2 separate regions of the Homo sapiens genome follow, and region 2 is linked to region 1. A link is a loop called in an ENCODE intact Hi-C map of the cell type or tissue named here. Cell type or tissue: heart right ventricle. All regions are shown on one strand.

Region 1 (8,000 bases):
TTGTTTCCTGGCTGGTCTTGCTTTTGAGCCCACAGACTGTGTGCCAAACCCAGTTCGGCCTCTATCCCCAGTTCTTTTTTTTTTTTTTTTTTTTTGAGACAGAATCTTGCTCTGTCCCCCAGGCGGCTGGAGTACAGAGGTGTGATCTCCACTTACTGCAACCTCTGCTTCCCGGGTTCAAGCGATTCTCCTGCCTCAGCCTCCCCAGTAGCTGGGACCACAGGTGCCCGCCACCACGCCTGGCTAATTTTTTTTTTTTTGTATTTTTAGTAGAGATGGGGTTTCACTGGGTTAGCCAGGGTGGTCTGGATCTCCTGACTTCGTGATCCGCCTGCCTCGGCCTCCCATAGCACTCAGCTTGTTTTTGAAGTTCTTTCACATTGCAGCATGGATTAGAACTTTCTTTTTTTTTGAAAGAACAAGATACTGTTTGTCTTCACCTGGGACATCATAAGTGCTCCAGAGGTCGCTGAAACCATTGACCTCTGCAGTGAACTGTGATCAGGCCACTGAACTCTAGCCTGCATGACAGAATAAGACCCTGTCTCAAACAAAAAAAAAAAAAAAAGGAAAAAGAAAATATCCTTTTTATTATTATTTTTTTTGAGGATGCAAGAGACCTGGTAATGATCTCAGTAAACAGCAGCTCCATCCTTCTGGTCATTCTCATCCAAAACCTTGAAGTCACCCTTGACTACCTTTCTCTCACACTCACGCCTGAGCCTTCATCAAATCCTGTTGAGACTTATATTTTTCTTTTCTTTTCTTTTCTTTTTTTTTTTTTGAGACGGAGTCTCGCTCTGTTGTCCAGCTGGAGTGGCGCCATCTCAGCTCACTGCAAGCTCCGCCTCACGGGTTCATACCATTCTCCTGCCTTTCAGCCTCCCGAGTAGCTGGGACTACAGGCACCTGCCACCATGCCTGGCTAATTTTTTGTATTTTTAGTAGAGACAGGGTTTCACCATGCTAGCCAGGATGGTCTTGATCTCCTGACCTCGTGATCTGCTTGCCTCGGCCTCCCAAAGTACTGGGATTAGGCATGAGCCACTGCACCCGGCTGAGACTTCTATTTTTCTATTTAAGTATTTCTATAAGTGTTGAGTCTTCTCTCAGGTTCTATTGAACTAACAGAATTATAATTAAAAGCAAAGTCCTAGTTCTCATAATACTGTCTGAGGTTTTGTTTGTTTGTTTGTTTTGGACAGAGTCTCTCGCTCTGTCCCTCAGGCTGGAGTGCAGTGGCTTGACCTTGGCTCACTGCAACCTCTGCCTTTTGGGCTCAAGCAATCCTCCCACCTCATCCTCCTGAGTAGCTGGGATTAGAGGTGTGCACCTCCATGCCTGGCTAATTTTTGTATGTTTTGTAGAGATAGGGTTTCGCCATGTTGCCCAGGCTGGTCTCCAACTCCTGGGCTCAAGCGATCTGCCCACCTTGGCCTCTCAAAGTGCTGGGATGACGGGCATGAGCTACTGTGTCTGGCCAGAACTTTATTTCTGTATATTGCTGAGTAATATTCCATTGTCCCGGACGGACACTTGGATTGTTACTACCTTTTGACTAGCGTGAATAGAGCTGCTATGATGTCAGTGTACAAATATCTATTTGCGGTCCTGTTTTCAGTTCTTTTGGGTATATCTCTAGGAGCGGAATTGCGGGGGCATGTGGGAGTTCTATATTTAGCTTTTTGAGAAACTGCCAGATTATTTTCCATAGTGGCTGCACCATTTTGCATTCCCACCAGCAATGCACAAGGATTCCAATTTCTCCACATACTTGCTGACATTTGTAGTTATATTTTTGCTTATAGCCACCTCAGGGAGTGTGAAGTGTGAAGTCTTTCTCTCTCTTTTTTTTTTTTTTGAGATAGTCTCACTCTGTCATCCAGGCTGGAGTGCAGTGGCGTGATCTCAGCTCACTACCTCCGCCTCCTGGGTTCAAGGGATTCTCCTGCCTCAGCCTCCTGGGTAGCTGGGATTACAGGCATCAGCCACCACTCCCCACTAATTTTTGTATTTTTAGTAGAGACAGGGTTTTGCCATGTTGGTCAGGCTGGTCTCAAACTCCTGACCTCAAGTGATCCTCCTGCCTTCACCTCCCAAAGTGCTGGGATTACATGCCTGGCCTCATTTTGGTTTTGATTTGCATTTATCTGATGGCTAATCATGTTGAACATCTTTTCATGTTCCAACATTAAAAATTTTTTTTTCTTTTTTTTGTAGAGATAGGGTCTCACTATGTGTGTTACTCAGGCTGGTCTCAAACTCCTGGTCTCAATGGATCCTCCTGCCTTGGCCTCCCAAGGCACTGGGGTTACAGTTGTGGGCCATTGTGTAACAGTTTTGTACAGGCATATTGATTTAAAAACTAAATATTGCACCACCAGAGTAGTGTGAACACTATAAAACATGTTTTCCAAACTGAAATTAACAGGGGAAGCTATTAGCATATAATAAACTCTTGGGTGTGTCATACCATCTTAATACTGATACTAAGAATAGCCAGTACTTTGATGCATGCCTTGGGGCAAAATTCATGGTTAAGGGTCGTGGATGGGTCCCTCACAACCTGGCTCCACTTGTCCTTGCCAGTCTCCTCTGTAGTCATTTCCCACTCCCTACTGTATCCTGAAACCAGGTTTTCTTGAGCTGCAGGGCCTTTGCCTCTGCAGTTTCCTCTGCTTGGAATGTCCCTGTTCCTACAGACGATTCCTCATACCCTGCTTTCCATACCAAGCCCAAGCACCTTCTATGGGACATATTCCTGTCACTACTCCCCATTTCCGGGCCCTTGCTCTGGCCCATCCCTAAACATCCATTCACCCATTCATCTCTCCATCCCTCCTTTCATCCCTTTATCCATCTACCCATCCCTCCATTCCTTCATTCATCCATCCATCCACCCAGTCATTCATCCCTTTATCCCTCCCTTCATCCCTTCATCCATTCATCCATCTACCCATTCATCATCCATCCCTCCATCCACTCATTTATTCATCCATCCTCTGCCCATTCATCCCTCCATCCCTTCATCCATCCACCCATCCATCCCTCCATCCCTCCCTCCATCCATTCATCCATCTACCCATTCATCCATCCCTCCCTCCATTCCTCCATCCATCCACCCATCCATCTACCCATTCATCCCTTCATCCCTCCATCCATTCGTTTATTCATCCATCCTCCACCCATTCATCCATCCATCCATCCATCCATCCACCCACCCATCCACCCCTCCTTTCCTCCCTCCCTCCATTCATCCATCTACCCATTCATCCCTTCATCCCTCCATCCATTCGTTTATTCATCTATCCTCCACCCATTCATCCCTCCATCCCTTCATCCATCCACCCATCCATCCCTCCATCCCTCCCTGCATCCATTCATCCATCTACCCATTCATCCATCCATCCCTCCATTCCTCCATTCATCCATCCATCCATCCATCCATCCATCCATCCATCCATCCACTCATTCATCCTTCCATCCCTTCATCCATCCACCCATCCAACCATTCATCCCGGCCTCTCTCCTTCCCTCCCTCCCTTCCTTCATTGAACACACAGGCCAGTGATGTCTGTGTCTGGCTCTGTGCTCCAACCCCCAGAGAGGAGCCTCTCAAGAGTAGGGTTTTGGGTTGAGCTTTCTCTACTGCCCCGACACGGCTCAGCACAGGGCTGTTGTTGAATGTGCCTGATTTTGCAGGATGACTTTGTGAGCCAGTATTCATATTTTTGCAATGAGGTCATATGTATTTTGAGTGGCATGGGAAGGCCCTACAAGGACAAGCCTATCATGCTTATGCACCTGTGTTCATTCATTCATTCATTCATTCATTCATTCATTCATTCATTCATTCGTTATTGAGCCCTTAGGATGTTCCAGGTGAAGACAAACAGTATCTTGTCCCTTGGGACCAGGGAAGGTTTTCCTGAAGTGGTAACACTGAGCTAAAATATGAAGGATGAATGGGAGGTGAATTGGCTGATGTGGGAAGGGAAGGGTGATGGAGGCCAAAGGGAACAGCATAGGTGAAGGCAGAGGGCTGTATGGCACATCCCTGGGTACCTGCACTCGTGGAGGACTTGTTTAATATCAAACATTAAAAGGCACTCACATTGAATGTATTTCTTCCTGTTAAAACAAGAAGAAGCTGGGTGCGGTGGCTAACACTTATAATCCCAGCACTTTGGGAGGCCGAGGCAGGAGGATCACTTGAGCCCAGGAGTTTGAGACCAGCCCTGGCAACATAGTGAGACCCTGACTCTAAAAAAATAAAAAAAATTAGTCGGGCGTGGTGGTGTGCATCCTCGCAGCTACTTGGGAGGCTGAAGTGGGAAGACGGTTTGAGTCCAGGAATTTGAGGCTGCAGTGAGCTGTGATTGCGCCACTGCACTCCAGCCTGGGCAACAGAGCAAGACCCTGATACACACACACACAAAGTTAAAAAAGTAGAAAGGATCGTTATCTTTTTGCTTTTGAAGTTATTGGGGTCCCATTAAACTCATATGCTTCTTGGGCATGTACAGGCATTCTTGCCAACAGAGAACATCTAACCCACAAAAACTTTCCAACGTGATGACACCGTGGGGGGGATTCTGGAGCCAACAGTGAATCCAGGTGGCACTATGTCTAGCTAAGTAGACATTTCCTTCAAGCGTTCATTGATTTTGATTTTGCAGCCTTGCTTTTACGTTGTCAAATATCAAAGTGTGTGGTTTTACAGTTTTTTTTTCCTTCCAGGTCTTTAACGTTTTCGGGGACCTCTGGAAAACCTACAGGCGCGGCCCTGGGAAGCTCTGGGTCCCTAGGAGGGGAGGTGACTCCGCGGCGTCCCGGGAATGATCCTCGCGGAGCTCGCGAGGTACTAGCGCCCCCCAGCGTCTGGATTGAGAAACGCACCCTGCGAGGGTGGAGAACCAGCCCAGCCCCAAAGTGAGGTGGCAGAAAAACGAACTCACGGCCAAGGACTGGCTGAGGTTAGCCAGAATTGTGTAAATGTGTTTTGTCTTGCTGGGCTGCCCCCTCTCCTGGTCCTTTGGCTAGGGAGAACAGGATTTTGTTTGGGATTTTTCTTTTGCTTTTTTCGACTGTGCCTGTTGGCGTTCGCGGGTTGCCAGCTTCTTCAGGTCCAAGCCTGGGCTGTATGTGGCGAAAAACAAAACAAAACACCAAAGAATTGACTTTCGTGTCATTCCTTGGGTCCTGAAATTCCCACTGTGTCTGCCTTCCCTCCATCATTCAGAGTCTTACATTTTTCTAGTTTGATCCAATTTCCCAATCACTTTTTATTTTGACAAAGTTGTAAATATGATGCATAGAACATGTTTTGACATAGGCGTACAGCGTAAAATATCTAAATCAAGCTAATTTAACATTTCCTTGACATACCCGTGACCATACCTCCATGCTTATCTCTTTTTCTGTGGTAAGAACACTTAAAATTTGCTCAGCAATTCAGTTTTTTTATATTGAAAAAAAAAAAAAAAAAAAAAGAGATGAGGTCTCACTATGTCGCCCAGGCTGGTCTCAAACACCTGGCCTCAAGTGATCCCCCTCAGTCTCCCAGCGTGCTAGGATTACAGGTGTGAGCCACTGCGCCCAGACTACTCAGCATTTTTCAAGAATAAAATACATTGACTAGAGTCACCATGTTGAACAATTCCTCTTGTGCCCTTTGGCCAATATCTGTTCAGTCCCTCCTCCCTCCCTCAGTCCCTGGAGCCACCATTCTACTTGGGAGTTCAGCTTTTTAGATTCCACAAGTGAGACAGGAAGTATTTGTTTTTCTGTGCCTGGCTTATTTCACTGAACGTCTTCCGGGTTCATCCACGTAAACACAAGCTTTGTTTTTAAAGGCTGAATCTTATTCAGAGTCTTATGTTTTTATGTATGATGTCTGGCCCAGGGTTTTAGTTGTGCTTCGTGGGAGGAATGGGAAAAATTATGTATACCTTGTCCATTTGAATTTGAGAAATGTGCATGATTACACGATCACGTTTTGATCATATGCATGGAATCACAACATATGTATTTTGGTCAACAGCTTCTTATTTCCTTTGTTCTGCCTTCCTCCCTCCCCTCCTCCACGTCCAGTTCTCTCCATCTTTCAAATTCAGGCTCACTCCTTCTCCCATGGATTACTCCAATTGTTCCCCCTTTTTATCGCTATTGGTCATGTCTGGACTTGGAATAAACCCTTTCTGTCCACATGGGCCCTGTCTGCCTGCTGACCTTCCTCTCACTCCTGGCCTCAACATCATCATTCATTCATCAAACACTAAGTGTCTCATTTTGGGGGCACCCCTGAACCTGTGATCCCTCGGAGTTGACCGGGCAAGAAGATCTCCTTACGAAGCAGAGACAGCAAGTGGCGGGGGTGGGGGTGGGGGGGCCCAGTTGGCACAGGATTAAAATACAAGGGCACCCAACCTCACCAGTCATGAGGAACAAGAAGCCACCATGAGGCATTTCAAACCCAACACCCAACATAAATGAAAAGTCTGGCAACACCAGCAGTTTTGGAGGCAGGTAGAAACCCTCAATGGTGGGAGAGCACATTGGTGAAATCACTGTGAAGAATGTGGAAATACCTGGAAATGTTGAAAACGTCCAGATTCTGAAGCTTAGCCTCTCCCCACTTGGCTTTATACCCTAGTGAGCTCCATGGAACTTAAGAAAATGGCTTTGGTCTGGGGCCAAACCCATTTTCTTAGATGGGTTGACTTAAGAAGATGGGCCCTTGTCTGTGGGTAGATGGTCACGGGGGACCGGGTCAGTGGTGGCTTGGTCACTGGGGGGGACTGATCAGTGGGACCCAGTCTGCAGGGCTTGGTCAGCACAGAACACGATCAGTCCGGCTTAGTCAACAGGACCTGGTGGGTGGGGACCTGGTGAGTGGGGGCCTGGTTAGTGGGGACTTAGTAAGGACGAGGTCAGCTGGCTGCTGGGTGACCTCAGGCAGGGGGTTTGTCCTAGAAGCCTCCTTTCTTCCATTTGTAGGGGAGATGAAATCAACTGCACCCCAGAGAGCTACTGGGAGGAGGAGAAGTGCATTGAATATGGCCCTGCTATGCAGATTTAGTACCGTATACACTGAGTCCCTCCCGAGGGAGGGGGTTTCACCCACGGCACTGCCCTGCCCTGCCTGCATCCCCAGGACCACCCTGCCTGAAGGCAGAGGCTGGGGCGCACCTGTGGATGCTCTGATGCTGACCACAGGCCCTGGGGTGACAGTGATGAGGACATGGGGGCACACGTGATTGGGGAAGCCAGGGCCGGCCGGAGGAGAGACACACGCTCACACGCACCCGCACATATCCACCTGCACTCAAGTGCACAGACGCATTGCACGCACACGTCGACAGTTCAGGAGGGGCAGAGGATGCCGTCTCTGGGCCCTGCTGACCCATGCAGGGCTCCGTTGTGATGGGTGCCGTGAGCCCACAATGTCACCATTACCCAACACCCAGGTACCTGCCCGGCTCTGTGTCGTAGAGCAGTTGGAGACACAGTGTGAGTGGGTTCTGCCCAAAGGACGCTTTTCTCTTTTCTAGGTGAGAGGCACATCTCTGCACGGCTGCTTGATCAGACTTAGGAGAGCGTGACCTGCTCTCTTCCCTCCCTGCTGACTTGGGGACAGTCGCTACTGGGTGGGCGGCAGCTGCCCGAGGAGGGTCATCCTCGAGTGCTCACTGGGTGCCCGTTCTGTGCTGACCAGGCAGACAGTCATCCTGTTCATCCTCACAGTGACTCTGTTCCAGGAACATGCCAGGAAGACCCCCAGCCCCACTCCCCAGGACAGACCTGGACTGGCCCAGGGACAGCACCCTCACACTGTCCCCATGACCCTTTGCTTCAGTCTGGAGGGCCAGGCTGGGCCTGTTGTGCTGAGCAGGACACTGAGTCCTCCCAGACAAGGAGCCCACCTTGACAAGACCCAGATCAAAGGCAGGAGTGTGGTGGGCACCTCCTCACCCAGGCCTCCCCCTGGCCATGGCCTC
Region 2 (8,000 bases), 410 kb after region 1:
GCCTGCCTGGGCCTCCCAAAGTGCTGGGATTACAGGCATGAGCCACCACACCCAGATGGACATTTCTTATAAATAAATCATACACTATGTGACCTTTTGTGTCTGACTTCTTTCACATACTATAATGTATTCAAGGTTCATCCAGGTGGTAGTATGTATCAGTACTTCATTCCTTTTAATGGCTGAGTAATATTTCATTATACGAATAGATCACATTTTCTTTATCCATCCATCTGTTAATGGATATTTGAGTTCTTTCTACCTTTTGGCAATTGTGAATAGGGCTGCTATAAGCACGAATGTACAAGCTTTTTTGTTTGAACAACTGTTTTCTATTCTTTTGAGTATATAGCTAGGAGCTTAATATGATATCGTGGAATTGCATCATATAGTAATTCTATGTTTTAGTTTTTCAGAATCTCCAGACTGTTTTCCACAGCAGCTGCACCATTTTTACAGTCACACCAGGAATGGATGAGGGCTTCGATTACTCCATATCCTCTCCAACATTTGTTATATTCCCTTTTTTAGATGCTAGCCATCCTGTAGGTGTTGAGGTGACATCACGTTGTGCTTTTGGTTTGCATAATGGGAATAATGTTTAGCATCTTTTCATGTGCTCATTTGGCAGGAAAATAGCACTTGTAAACAAAATTACATGCAAATGTGATATGACACAGCTATATAGATGTAAATAAACATTTTCATATGTAAAAAGATCACATATGAATTAAAAACTGGAAGCATATGCAAGAAAATATAAACAGTGATTATTCTGACATTTTGAAATTATGGATGATTTTTATTTCTTGCAATTTCTTCTATAAGCATGCATTATTTATGAAACTTAAACTTTAAAGGGAAGAAAAATTGACTTTCAGCATAGAATATATTAAATAGTTATTTATTTCGTTTTGCAATGTTCCATTCTTATTTTGCAGCCAATAATCCTTCCAGGTTCCCAATCTATGGGCCCCTGAAAAGCGCTCAGTCCTTGGACTCTGCGCCCCGCAGGAGCCCCCTACAGTCAGACAGGGGAAAGTCCAGGTGCAGCCGCTGTCCCTGGTGCTGAAAGGGGCGGCCCCTCCCCCCCCCCGCCCGCCCCCCGCCCAGCCCACACCCTCTACCTTCCTCTCACTTGAAAACCTTCATGACCTGAACTTTTTAGACAGGAATAAATTCTGAGTCGTGCCTCTCTGGAAAAATTAATTTTTTCCGTTCTAAGCTTTGGGCCAACCTTTCACCAAAGTCCACTGTAGATTCTCGGATGTAATAACGGATATTTTGAGCACACAAAACATTCGAATGAATTTTCCTCAAGAGAAGGTTGCCATGCATCCCAAAGCTTGAAGCAACCTCTTGCGATTTTTTAAAATGTCAAAACTTCAAATGTGATGCAAAAAGAAGAGAAAGAGAGGCAATTAACCCTCATGGACCGCTAATACCCAACAGATGTGGCTCAGGGATGTTGTAGATACTGGCTTGTTCAGTCTTCCAGCAGCCCAATGAGGTGAATACTATTAAGTGGTAAACAAAACCAGGGCTACAGAGATAAACAAGTTTTCCCCAAGCCAATCAGCTAGTGAATAGCAGACTGGGATTCTGACATTTATAATACAACTTCAAGGTGATGTTTAGTACAATTCCAAGGGGATATGGATTATCTTAGCCCATTCAGGCTGCTATGACAACATAACTTACACTAGGTAGTTTATAAACAACAGGTATTTATTGCTTACAATTTTGGAGGCTGGGAAGTCCAAGATCAAGGTGCCTGCAGGTTCAGTGTCAACTAAGGGCCTGTTCCTCATAGATGGCACCTTGCACGTGTCTTTACATGGTGGAAGGGGCAAACAAGCTCCCTCAGGTCTCTGTTATAAGGGGTAATCTCACTTACGAAGGCAGAGCCCTCACAACTTAATCACCTCCCAAAGGCCTCCCCTCTTAATACCACCATATGCAGACTAGGCTTCAATGTATGGATTTGGGGGCTACATAAACATTCAGGTCACAGCATGGATCTAGGGTCATAGACCCTGACTGCTTCTAGCCATCTGCCCCATCTGCCCTAAATAGCAGTCCCTGTCCTCATGAGCCAAGATGGAGCTCCAGAGGCCACATCAATCTTGCAAGCAATTTGTTAAAAAGTCAAAAAATAGCAGATGTTGCCAAGGCTATGGAGAAAAAGGAACATTTATACACTGTTGGTGGAAATATAAATTAGTTCAGCCACTAAACTAATGGAGTGTGGAGAGCAGTTAGGATATTTCTCAGAGAATTGAGAGTTGAACTACCATTTGACCTAGCAATCCCACGACTGGGTATACACCCAAAAGAAAATAAATCATTCTGCCAAAAAGACACAAGCATCCACATGTTTATCGCAGCTCTAATCACAATAGCGAAGATGCTGAATCAACACAGGTGCCCATCAATGGTGGAGTGGATAAAGAAAATGTGTAGAAATACACCATGAAATACTATGCAGTCATTAAAAAGTACAAAATCATGTCGTTTGCAGCAACATAGATGCAGCTGGGGGCCATTATCCTAAGCAAACTAATGCAGGAACAGAAAACAAAATATTGCATGTTCTCACTTATAAGTGGGAGGTATGCATTGGATACACATGGTAATAAAGATGGGAACAACAGATCCTGGGGACTACTAGACAGGGGAAGCAGGGAGGGGGAAAAGCTGAAAAACTGCCTATTAGATACTATGCTCACTACATGGGTGATGGAGTCATTCATACTCCAAACCTCAGCATGATGCAATATACCTTTGTAATAAATTTGCATGTTAGCACCTGATTCTAAAATAAACATTGAAACTCAAGAATTTTTATTCTCACACCTGCAATTCTGGCACTTTGGGAGGCTGAGGTGGGCTGATCACTTGAGGCCAGGAGTTTGAGACCAGCCTGGCCAACATAGCAAAACCCCATCTGTACTAAAAATACAATTAGCCGGGTGTGGTGGTAGGCGCCTGTTATCCTATCTACTCAGGCGACTGAGTCAGGAGAATCACTTGAACCCAGGAGGTGGAGGTTGCAGTGAGCCACTGCACTCCGGCCTGGGCGACGAGAGACACCATGTCTCAAAAAAAAAAAAAAATCTTCCAAGCAGCAGGAAGGAAGAGGGGAGGACTGAGCAGACAGACTGTAGCAGCTTTCTCTTAAGAAAGGTTACCAGAATTACCACATAATCTTTGGCTTCTACACATGGGACAGCCACAGTCACTTAACCAATTGAGCTTCAAGAAAGGCTTTCAAATGTGATCTGTATTTCAGGCTGCTATGCACCTAGCTAAAAAACAGGGATTCTAAATTGGCAAAAATTTATATCAGAATACACAATTATTTTGGGGGGGAAAAAGTCTTTACTTAGACTCTGGGAGATCCCACCCTCAGCACGGGGCTCCTGTGCTCACCCAGAGAGGCAGTGAGTATCTTGGGCACAGAGACATCTCCCCGCCTCTTCCCAGCCAGGCCCTAGATCCCCGCAGTCCTCCAGCGCCCCCTACTGGCCATCCGCGGGACTGAGGCACAGGGGCCAACACAGATTTATTACCGGAAATCTGAAAAGGTAGTTGGTGCAAAGGTAGGTGATGCAAAGGTAGGTGGGTGGGTCACTGCAGGCCTCAGCCCAGGGGTTCTACTCGCAGCCAAAGTCCGTCCTCCGCACGCAAAACAATCTCCGGCGTCCTGCGTGGCTCCCTGTGGTCGGGCAGGATGCGGAAGCGCAGCAGCGTGAGCGCCAGGACCACCTTCATCTCTGCCATCGCGAACTTCTGCCCGATGCAGTTCCTGGGGGCCAAGGTGGAAGGTCTGACTGCACCCAGGACCCAGATCCCGGCCCCACTGCGCCAGGAACCAGGCCCGGAACCCCCAACCCCACCCAGATCACCTTGGGCAGACAGGGGGGAAGCTGGGTCTGGGACCCCCATGTGGGCTTGCATATTCCCAGAGCCTAGCCCAGACCCCAGCCCCAACTGAAACCAGACGGGGCAGGAGGCTCTGAGCACACCCTTTTTCCTAGGATCTTCTTTAAAACCCCTATCACAGAAACACGTGGTCCTACAAGTCAGGCATCTGACAAGGCAGCCATCTGTGCCACCCTCAGCCCATGCCCACCTCAGACACCCCCTGGCCTCACCTGGGCCCCGCCGAGAAAGGAATAAAAGCCATAGGTGACCTCTTCTGGGCGTTTTCTGGGTCGAAGCGGAAGGGGTCATAGACCTGGGGTGGAGGCAAGTTAAGGCTGCTGATGGGGCCTCTCAGGACACCCAGCCACCCCCACATAAAACAGATGTGGGTGGAGTAGAGAGGGAGTATCTGGTTTTCCGGGACAAGACCCCTCCCCCGACCAGGCCCGGGGGATGGAGAAACAGGGAGGGGCAGCACCTCAGGGTCTGGCCAGACTGAGGGGTTGTGATGGATTGCGAAGATGTTGATGTTACAGACATTCCCTGTCGTGCAGGAGAGGACAGTAAGAACAAGGTCCGAGCTGCCTGCTGGGACCACCGCCCTGCCCAGGACCCTCCTCCCCTGCCATGGAGGGCACCTTTGGGGATGACTCGGCTGTCTGGGAGCACCACGTCCTGGGTGCAGCCGCGGGCGAATGTAGGGATTGGGGGATGCAACCGCAGGCTCTCCTTCAGGCACATGGTCAGGAAGGGCAACTGGGCCAGGTCGTCCCTAAGGAAACACCCAACAATTATCCAGAGAGCATACACGGCCCTCCTGCTGCCCCTGGAGACCCTCTCACCACCTCCCTCTGACCCTCAGTCCTATAACAAAATTAATTCCAGAAGCAACAAAGATGTAAGCATTAGAAAACCAAAGTCACAAAACTACTAGAAGAAAAGTTGACCTGGTGTTTTTAGAGGTATTTCTGAGCAAAACAATATTCAGAGGGTGTCTCTTAAAAGTATTCATTCCGGCGGGGTGCAGTGGCTCACTCCTGTAATCCCAGCACTTTGGAAGCCTGAGGCAGGAGGATCACTTGAGGTCAGGAGTTCCACACCAGCCTGACCAACATGGTGAAATCCCATCTCTACTAAAAACACAAAAATTAGCCACGCATGGTGGTGGGCACCTGTAGTCCCAGCTACTCAGGAGGCTGAGGCAGGAGAATCCCTCGAACCTGAGAGGCAGAGGTTGCAGTGAGCCGAGATCACTCCACCGCACTCCAGTTTGGGAGGCAGAGCAACTCCATCTCAAAAACAAAAGTGTTCATTTGTTTGTGTGAAAAAGTATTTAAAATTATATAAAGAGGTAACAAAAGCAGGAAAAAAACATCTCTACAAAGGGCTTATAAAGTTATTTGAATAAATAATCTCCACTCCACACTGTAGGGTGGGATGACCATATGTTGTAAAGGTGTCAATTATTTCTAAACTAATCAATATACTTCATGCAATTAATAAAAATCTAGCTGGATTCTTTTTGGAACTTTGAAATCTTATTCTAATTGAAGGAATTTTAAAGTTCATCAAGGGCTAGGTCAATTTTTTTTTTTTTTTTGAGATGGATTCTCACTCTGTCACCCAGGCTGGAGTGCAGTGGCCTGATCTCAGCTCACTGCAACCTCCACTTCCTGCGTTCAAGCGATTCTTGTGCCTCAGCCTCCCAAGTAGCTGGGATTACAGGTGTGCACCACCACACCCAACTAATTTTTGTATTTTTAGTATAGATGGGGTTTCACCATGTTGGCCAGGCTGGTCTCAAACTCCTGACCTCAAGTGATCTGCCTGCCTCAGCCTCCCAAAGTGCTGGGATTACAGGCATAAGCCACCATGCCCTATCCAAGCTAGGTCAATTTTTAAATAAAAGATTGAAGAAGGAGAACCCAAGCTTCCAGATATTAAGAGATATTACAAATGCATACTAATAAAAATAAAATAATTTTAAAAAAACTGTGGGACTGCTGCAAGAACAGAAAAACAGATCCATAGAACAGAGTAGAGAGCTCAGAATCAGGCCTGTGAATAGGGGGAAACTTAACATCTGCTAAAGGAAGGTCCACACGCCCCTGGAGAATGGATAGTGTGGTGGAAGTTGTTCAGACCACTGGAAATGTGGGAACAGAGAGAAACAGGTTCTTGTCTACTGCATATACAAGGTGGAGTCTTTTCCTTTATGAGAAAGGTAAAATTATAATGTTAAAAGATGATAACATAGGAGAAATTTTTGTGACTTAAGAGTAGGAATTCTTAAAACCCCAAAAGCTTAAACAAGATAAAATATAAAGGATAAATACGCATGCAAATTAAGGATTTCTGTGCAGTAAAAGATACAGTGGACCCAATTAACATTCCAATGAGAGATAAGAGATTCAGAGAAGATGCCTAAGATAGATAGATAGATAGATAGATAGATAGATAGATAGATATCCAGAACAATATCTGAATATGTTAGGAATTCCTGCAAATCTACAAGAGAACGAACAGGTAACCCAAGTGAAAAGTAGACAAAGGATTTGATCTAAGAATTCATGGATGCTCAAACATGAGAAATGTAAGAGGAGATGCGCAAAGTCACTAGCTGTCATAGAAATGGAAGCTAGCTGACAACGAGGTACCACTTCACATCTATTCGAGGCTAGAATGGCCAAAGGTAGGTGTTGCCAAGGGTTGGCTGAGGTGTGGGTAGAGGGGTCACATGCACTGACAGTGGGGTGCACAGAAGCTGCCAATATGGAAGGCAACCTCCAGGACATGGCCAAGGAAAGATGTGTGTTTTACAGCCCAGCAAGCTGGTTCCCAACTGTAGATCCCAGAGAAATTATCAGACATGCAGATAAAGAGATATGCACAAAGATGGTCATTGCACTGGAGAGATAGAAGCAGTCCAGGTATCCACTACAGAACTGAAGAGAAAAGGACTAGATCATAGCTAAAAGCAAGAGAATAAATGTACTTAGAACCACGGTGCTGCAAATCATAGTGCTACATTTATATAGCACAAATCATAGCATGCAACCACGGTGCTGCAAACGTAGCACAAATCATAGTGCTATATTTCTGAAAAGGTAAGAACCAGCACAACATCTGTGAAATAAAAACATATATAGAATTTTAAAATGTATCCACCCCAACAACAAGTTTTACAGATAAAAGTATCCACCATTTTGTAATCATACTGATGGAGAGCTGGAAGGAGAGATTTGAGATAAATGGGAAGAAATACGTATTGTATAGAAAAATGACGAGAATTTGCCATGAATTGAAGAGCATCGTTAACTCAAACATTAGCACCTAAGGTCCAAAAAATTTATTAATTAACATTTTCAAAAGTATTTGTCAAACTGGCTAACCTGATCACAGAGTTCAAATGGAAAAAAATAGGAACTCGAGGGAAAAAAAACTGTAAACACAAAGTAATGAGACAGAACAAACTCTACCAAATATTAAAGTGTTTTTAAAAGTAGACTTCATGCTGCTCATGTAGGACTACATAATAAATGGAACAAAATGAAGGCAACAAATAAAACCATATATATACATACATGCCTAAGATAGGCATATATATATATGGTTTTATTTGTTGCCTTAAAATACATATATATATAGTGTATACACTATATATAGTATGTGTGTGTGTATATATATATACACAAACACTATATATATATACACTATATATATACACTATATATATATATATACACACACATAGTTTCTTGTGAATTTGTTGTTATTTAGAATCATGACACAAGGACAAAATATTCATTAAACTTGGTTGGGACAATTAGACATTTGGAGAAAAAATAGATTCCAACATAGATTTCAAAGGGAAAAATTTCTAAATGTGAAAAATATTGATAAAATGTTAAACTTTTAAAAATATATAAGCCTATTAAAATAAGTCAAACAAGAGTTTTGCATTTTACTATTAGAGTATAAAATGGTTTTTAAATATTTTTTTAAGAAACACAAACAGGAATTATAAAAGAAAAAATTAATAAATTTGGTGACAAATAAATGAACCAAAAATA

Evidence for each region. A loop is a pair of places that touch in the nucleus more often than their neighbours do. Peaks named below come from ENCODE experiments on the same cell type or tissue, not always from the same donor. Only the 100,000 strongest peaks of a DNase experiment are listed, where the experiment ranks them.
Region 2: a loop joins it to region 1, with 3.0 times the contacts of the local background. A loop is called at or near these places in 22 of 110 quality-filtered maps.

What each region holds. Positions count from the first base shown.
Region 1 is chr19:16,038,578-16,046,577 of GRCh38, reverse strand. It overlaps LINC00905 (long intergenic non-protein coding RNA 905), which reads right to left. Exons shown (of 5, transcript NR_024335.2): 5 at 4,443-5,139. Among named protein-coding and RNA genes, the nearest start is that of LINC00905, 8.9 kb to the right of the region's middle. In heart right ventricle, no CTCF peak of the experiment used is centred here; a DNase peak (open chromatin) is centred at 4,877; H3K4me3 peaks cover 808 bases; H3K27me3 peaks cover 326 bases.
Region 2 is chr19:15,625,001-15,633,000 of GRCh38, reverse strand. It overlaps CYP4F8 (cytochrome P450 family 4 subfamily F member 8), which reads right to left. Exons shown (of 13, transcript NM_007253.4): 10 at 4,566-4,699; 11 at 4,406-4,470; 12 at 4,158-4,240; 13 at 2,362-3,808. The coding sequence ends at 3,643. Among named protein-coding and RNA genes, the nearest start is that of CYP4F3, 12 kb to the left of the region's middle. RefSeq lists a silencer at 3,386-3,435. In heart right ventricle, CTCF peaks have their summits at 1,009, 3,332 and 3,532 (motif pointing left); a DNase peak (open chromatin) is centred at 3,520; H3K27me3 peaks cover 2,749 bases.